2 separate regions of the Homo sapiens genome follow, and region 2 is linked to region 1. A link is a contact called in ENCODE Hi-C or POLR2A ChIA-PET data. All regions are on one chromosome and are shown on one strand. The core of a region is the stretch at or near the end of the contact, and the rest is flanking DNA. Distances in the headings are between cores, read along the strand shown.

The links. Hi-C counts contacts between places; a loop is a spot of excess contacts on that map. ChIA-PET counts read pairs that join two places held with the same protein, here RNA polymerase II (POLR2A). Pooled maps may share reads with other maps.
Region 2: a pooled map shows a loop between it and region 1 (2.7-fold over the local background). The contact joins the promoter of ADORA2B here to the enhancer-like site in region 1. A Hi-C loop is called at or near these places in 1 of 168 maps with a recorded cell type or tissue (PC-9) and 2 of 50 pooled maps. POLR2A ChIA-PET finds 5 or more read pairs at or near these places in 7 of 52 experiments (A549, HEK293, MCF 10A and 4 more).

The regions. Positions count from the first base shown.
Region 1 is chr17:15,650,466-15,653,165 of GRCh38, forward strand. TRIM16 (tripartite motif containing 16) reads right to left here. Exons shown (of 12, transcript NM_001348119.1): 7 at 626-1,481. The coding sequence starts at 1,144. Among named protein-coding and RNA genes, the nearest start is that of FBXW10B, 32 kb to the left of the region's middle. RefSeq lists an enhancer at 444-1,393. Within about 2 kb of position 1,291, at least 31 of the 41 ENCODE cell types and tissues checked have a DNase peak (open chromatin) inside an H3K27ac peak, as active enhancers do; they include PC-9 and Panc1, where a contact is called at or near this core.
Region 2 is chr17:15,943,777-15,946,476 of GRCh38, forward strand. It overlaps ADORA2B (adenosine A2b receptor), which reads left to right and starts at 1,354. Exons shown (of 2, transcript NM_000676.4): 1 at 1,354-1,807. The coding sequence starts at 1,473. RefSeq lists a silencer at 910-1,529 and an enhancer at 1,357-2,171.

The DNA of each region.
Region 1 (2,700 bases), core at 41-2,540:
TCTCCTGATACCTCCATCTGGTGAGGAACTTTTATTATCCCTAAGCCACCTGTGACATTATACCTGGACCTAAGTTTCAAATTCTCTGCTATCTTAGCACTTTTCAAGCTCTTAGATTTCCTGTTATCTCCAGAGGGGCCCATTCTACTGGTCTCTTGTTTGAGAAAAAGAGAAACTGGGAGAAAGAGTTGTTCTTTTCTCTTGAATTTCTGCCAAGGTTTTATTTCATTAATTGACAATGGATGTGCCATGCAGATCCAGCCACAGGGACATATCACCGCCCTAAGCCCCCACAACTTCTGCACCCTCCACCCAAACACACATCACCAAAAGCTGTATAAGGCACAGCAGGAAACTAGCAAGAAGGAGGAGAGACAGACACAGACAGAGATCGCACAGAGACAGTGGGACAGAGATGGGGACGGAGCAACCTACTCCACACAGTTTCCAAAACCAAGTGCAATGTATATTTACACTGACCCAGCAGGCAGACGCTGAAGCTAGTCTTTTTCAGGTATGCTCAGAGCATAGTAGTGGCGTCAGTGGACCTAGCAGCTGCAGCCAGCTGGGCACACCATCCCCCACCGCCCTCTCCCAAATGGATGAATGGTCCCCAAGCACTCACCTCCTTGTCCCTGCGGGCTGCATCCAGGGAGACTATGGTGTGGCCACTGTGCTCCTGGCAACAGTCCTGGCAGATGCACTGCTGATCAGGGCAGCAGAAGGCAGACAGTGGGCTGTGGTGGGCAGGGCAGTATCGCCAGTTGTGGTCCTTCACTGGCTCGGTCAGCAGGTGGCTTTGCAGTTTGATGTTCACCTGATGCGGCTGCAAGTGCTCTTCACAGTAATTCACCATGCAGGTTAGACAGGACTTCACTGCCTTCACTCTTCTGGTGTCATCAAGGCAGAAGTCACACAGGACCTCTTTCCCCTCACCAGCAGGATCCCCCTGCTCTGCAGAGTCGCTGTCCTGTTCCTCCGTCTCCCTGCCAAGCTTCTCCGAGGAGCCCACGTCCTCTTCTTCCACTGGGCTGGCTGACCCAGAATCTGGGCTGGGTGACCCAGAGTCTGGGCTGAGAGGGGCTGGGGGCTGAGCAGTGGCCCTGGGCAGTGGCCCTGGAGCCATTAGATCCAACTCAGCCATCTGGGAGGCTCTGCTCCTAGGCTGTCTTTCTTCTGTCCCTTGGCCCAGGATCTGTGCAGCCCAAGTCAGACAAGAGAACCACGCCTAGATGATTGCAGCTGCTGCAAGATTTTAACTGTTTCCTCCCTCCCAGAGGAAGCTCGGCCACTCATTACTGTGTGCTGGCGCTGGATGGCAGCCAGATGCGATGACGACAAGGCAGCTAGAGTACTCAGGCTCAGGACAGCCGGCTCAGGCTCAGGCTGCCTCCCCAGGTCCAGCCCTGAAACTTCTATTCTTATGTGAATCATCTGAACCCCATAGGCTCTGCTGAAGACCACGTGTCTCTGTGCCTGCTCTGGAAAGGACAGAAGATTCCTGAGCTCTGTTATAAGCCTGTGTGGCTTTGTGTGGTCTGACAAGCGACATTTTTTTTTGTTTTCATTTTTAAAGAGAAGTAAAATGTAAGGACTTCAACACCAGGACAGCCATTCATCTACTCCCATCTCATAGAACTGGACATGAGGCAGCTAGGAATAGGATGCATGTTTCTTTTCTTTTCTTTTTTTTTTTTTTTGAGACAGAGTCTCACTCTGTCACCCAGGCTGGAGTGCAGTGGTGTGATCTCGGCTCACTGCAACCTCCGCCCTCCGAGTTCAAGTGATTCTCCTGCCTCAGCCTCCCGAGTAGCTGGGATTACAGGCACCTGCCACCGTGCCCGGCTAATTTCTTTTTTTTTTTTTTGTATTTTTAGTAGAGACGGGGTTTCACCATCTTGGCCAGGCTGGTCTTGAACCCCTGATCTCGTGATCCACCCGCCTCGGCCTCCCAAAGTGCTAGGATTACAGGTGAGCCACGGTGCCCACCTTTTTTTTTTTTTTTTTTTTTTTTTTGAGACACAGTCTCACTCTGTCGCCCAGGCTGGAGTGCAGTGTGGGATCTTGGCTCACTGCAACCTCCGCCTCCTGGGTTTGTGATTCTTCTGCCTCAGCCTCCTGAGTAGCTGGGATTACAGGCACCCACCACCACGCCTGGCTCATTTTTGTATTATTAGTAGAGACAGTGTTTCACCATGTTGGCCAGGCTGGTCTCGAACCCTTGACCTCAGGTGATCTGCCTGCCTGGGCTTCCCAATGTGCTGGGATTACAGGCATGAGCCACTGTGCCCAGCCAGGATGCATACTTCTGATGCTGACTTTTCCATATCATCTTCCTGAACATTCCAGTAATGTCCGTCACACTCGTGGAGATGAACATCACGTGGGTACTCAGTGGAGATCAGGAGGGTCAGGGAAGACTTGTCTCCTTCCACAGAATGCTCCCTTCAGGTTAACAGCCCTTTTGCCCACTTAACGAAACATTCCTAGACATGGTGTTATAGTTGAGACACTTGTTCCCACAAACCTCATGCTGAGATTTGATCCCCAATACTGGAGGTGGGGCCTGGTGGGAGGTGTTTGGGTCATAGGGGTGGATCCCTCATGAACGGCTCGGTGCCATCCCCACAGTGATGAGTGAGTTCTCGTTCTATCAATATTAGCTGCCACAAGATCTGATTGTTAAAAAAGAGCCTGGCA
Region 2 (2,700 bases), core at 104-2,603, 290 kb after region 1:
AAATCCTTTACCCTTTAGCAGTCACCCCATGTTTTGATTTTTGCTTTACATGATTTTACAAGCATCTTTTCCTGTTGCTGGAAAATCTCCTTACCCATCCTCTTTGGTGACTGTCAGCAAAGGCTTTCGGGTGGTGAAATAGCGTGGCCAGGAGTGCTCTAGAACAATGGTGTTGGTGAGGGCTGCAGAAGCTGAGGACCCACAGGCAGAGAGGGAGGGATGGTAGAAGCAGGTGGTGAGGAGGGACTCGGGGCAGGACTTTGGGGGTAAAAGGAAGCAAGTCTCTGGAAGCAGAACCAGCAGCACTGCTGATCATTGGGACGTGGAGAAAGGCGAAGGCTCAGGGTGTCAGCAAACTTCCTAGGGTGGGTGAGGGTTGCCAGGTCAATAACGAACAGGGTCCCAGGAAAAGGCGGCAGCACAGGTTTGGGGAGAATTAGAGATGAGCTTGGTTTTGGTCTTGTTGGATTTGGGGGCACCAGTCTCTCTCCTGGCGAGAGTCGGCAGTGGGGTGTTAGGATCTGGCCCTCAGGAGGCTGTTAGGGCTGAAGCAAGAGATTTGGGAGTTAAGGGTGTGAGGGCCACGTGGGAGGCCTCGGGAGCCTGTGCCGATCCAGGGTGAGTGTGAAGGAAAGAAAAAAGAGGGCCCGGGGAACACTGGTATTTTCGGGCGGTGGACGAGGATGGGACGGCCACGAGCTTGTCTTAAGGTAGAAGGCAGAGCGGGGCCGTAGGGGCAGTGGCGCGGGCGAGGGTGGAGAACAGCGCTGAGCCTCGCTGGGAGGCGGCCGGAGGGGGCTGCAGCCCCCGAGGGCTCCTTGCAGTCCGGCCCCGCAGCCTGGAGACAGCTCCGGTGGTGCTGCGCTGCCCGAGACTGCTGCACGAGCGGGGACTGCGGCCTCGGCTCCCTGCCTGCCCGGCAGCCCCCCATCCAGTCGGCCTGCCCGGGGTGCGCAGGGTTAGCCTGGAGTGAGCTCGCCCCGCCCGGGGTTGCGCGGCCCTGGGGGGTCCTCTCGCGGCGGCTCCTGGGACCTGCTGGCGCCCCGGGCAGAGCCCGGCCCCATCCCAGGAGTCGCCCGGACTGGAAGGCAGTGCGAGCACTGGGACACAGCCTCCGAGCTCGAGCGTGACGGGAAGTTGGGGCAATTTGTTAGTTATCCGCCGCCACCAAGACGCGGCACGGCGCCTGGACCGGAGGGGCCCCGCGCGGGCGCGAACTTTGGGCTCGGGCGAGTGGGTGGTGCTCCGCCCAGCCCGAGACGGGCGGGCGCGCGGGCCAATGGGTGCCGCCTCTTGGCCGCGGGGGGCCCCGACCCGTGGGTCCCGGCCACCAGCGCCCCAGCCCCGAGGCTCAGAAGCGGCAGGCGGAGGCGCGGTCCGGGCGCTATGGCCATGCCCGGCGGGTCTCACGCGGCTGCCCCTCGCCCGGCGCGCCTTCGGTAGGGGGCGCCCGGGGCCCAGCTGGCCCGGCCATGCTGCTGGAGACACAGGACGCGCTGTACGTGGCGCTGGAGCTGGTCATCGCCGCGCTTTCGGTGGCGGGCAACGTGCTGGTGTGCGCCGCGGTGGGCACGGCGAACACTCTGCAGACGCCCACCAACTACTTCCTGGTGTCCCTGGCTGCGGCCGACGTGGCCGTGGGGCTCTTCGCCATCCCCTTTGCCATCACCATCAGCCTGGGCTTCTGCACTGACTTCTACGGCTGCCTCTTCCTCGCCTGCTTCGTGCTGGTGCTCACGCAGAGCTCCATCTTCAGCCTTCTGGCCGTGGCAGTCGACAGATACCTGGCCATCTGTGTCCCGCTCAGGTGAGGCGCTCGGCGTCGCCCGAACTCGGGGCCCCGTCGGAGCTCCGAAATGGGTCGTCTTCTCCAGGCCGGGGTTCCTCCCTCGGGGGCCCCAGACGGGCCAGGCTGGGGGCGCGCGGGGCGCTTGGAGGGCTGGTTCCCAGCCTGGCCACCCCGCAACGCTAGACCAGTGCGCCCGGGCACCCAAGACATCCCAGATGCGCGTCGCTCTAAGGAGATCTGCGTAGGGACAGCTCTAGGGGGTCCGGGGAGTGCGGTCCCCGGCGCCCGGGGAGGCGCCGTGGAAACCCCGGGGAAAGCGTCACCCCCGGGGAAAGCGTCACCCCCGTGGGCGGGTGGAGCCCGGGGCGCGGGAGTTTTGGTGATCACATCTCCACTCCTGCCACGAAGGCCGTTCCTAACACTCGCCCGCAGCGGCGGTGCAGCGGCAGTCCCGTGAGTGCTGCGGCTCCCGGAGGCCCGGGAGGTTCCCACTAAGGGCAAGGCAACTTTGGACGCTGGGCATTCGCACCGTCAGAATGGACACGCATGAGCCAGCTTCAGAACGTGTCTGCTGCGGAGAGGCGGCCCGGCCCATCCCAGGGGAAGGTGTCCGTTAACTTTGGGGAACGCTACGGACTCAGATTATATACTTTTAAAAGGAGTTACAATGCTTCCTCGTGTCTGGCAAACGGCCTTACAGCCTCACTGCCCTTGTGTAACTATTTATCTCCTGCTGCCCTGTTGGGAGCGGGCTGAGAAGTGCAGAAAATGGTGGCGAACTTACTTGTCCACTCTTTCTCCCACACTGAGAAAATCTAGGATTCAGGGGATGGAGTCAGCCAGCGACCAGAGTGGATTCCCAGTTGGAGCTGATGACTTCAACATTGAGAGTTTGTTGAAAGTATTTATTC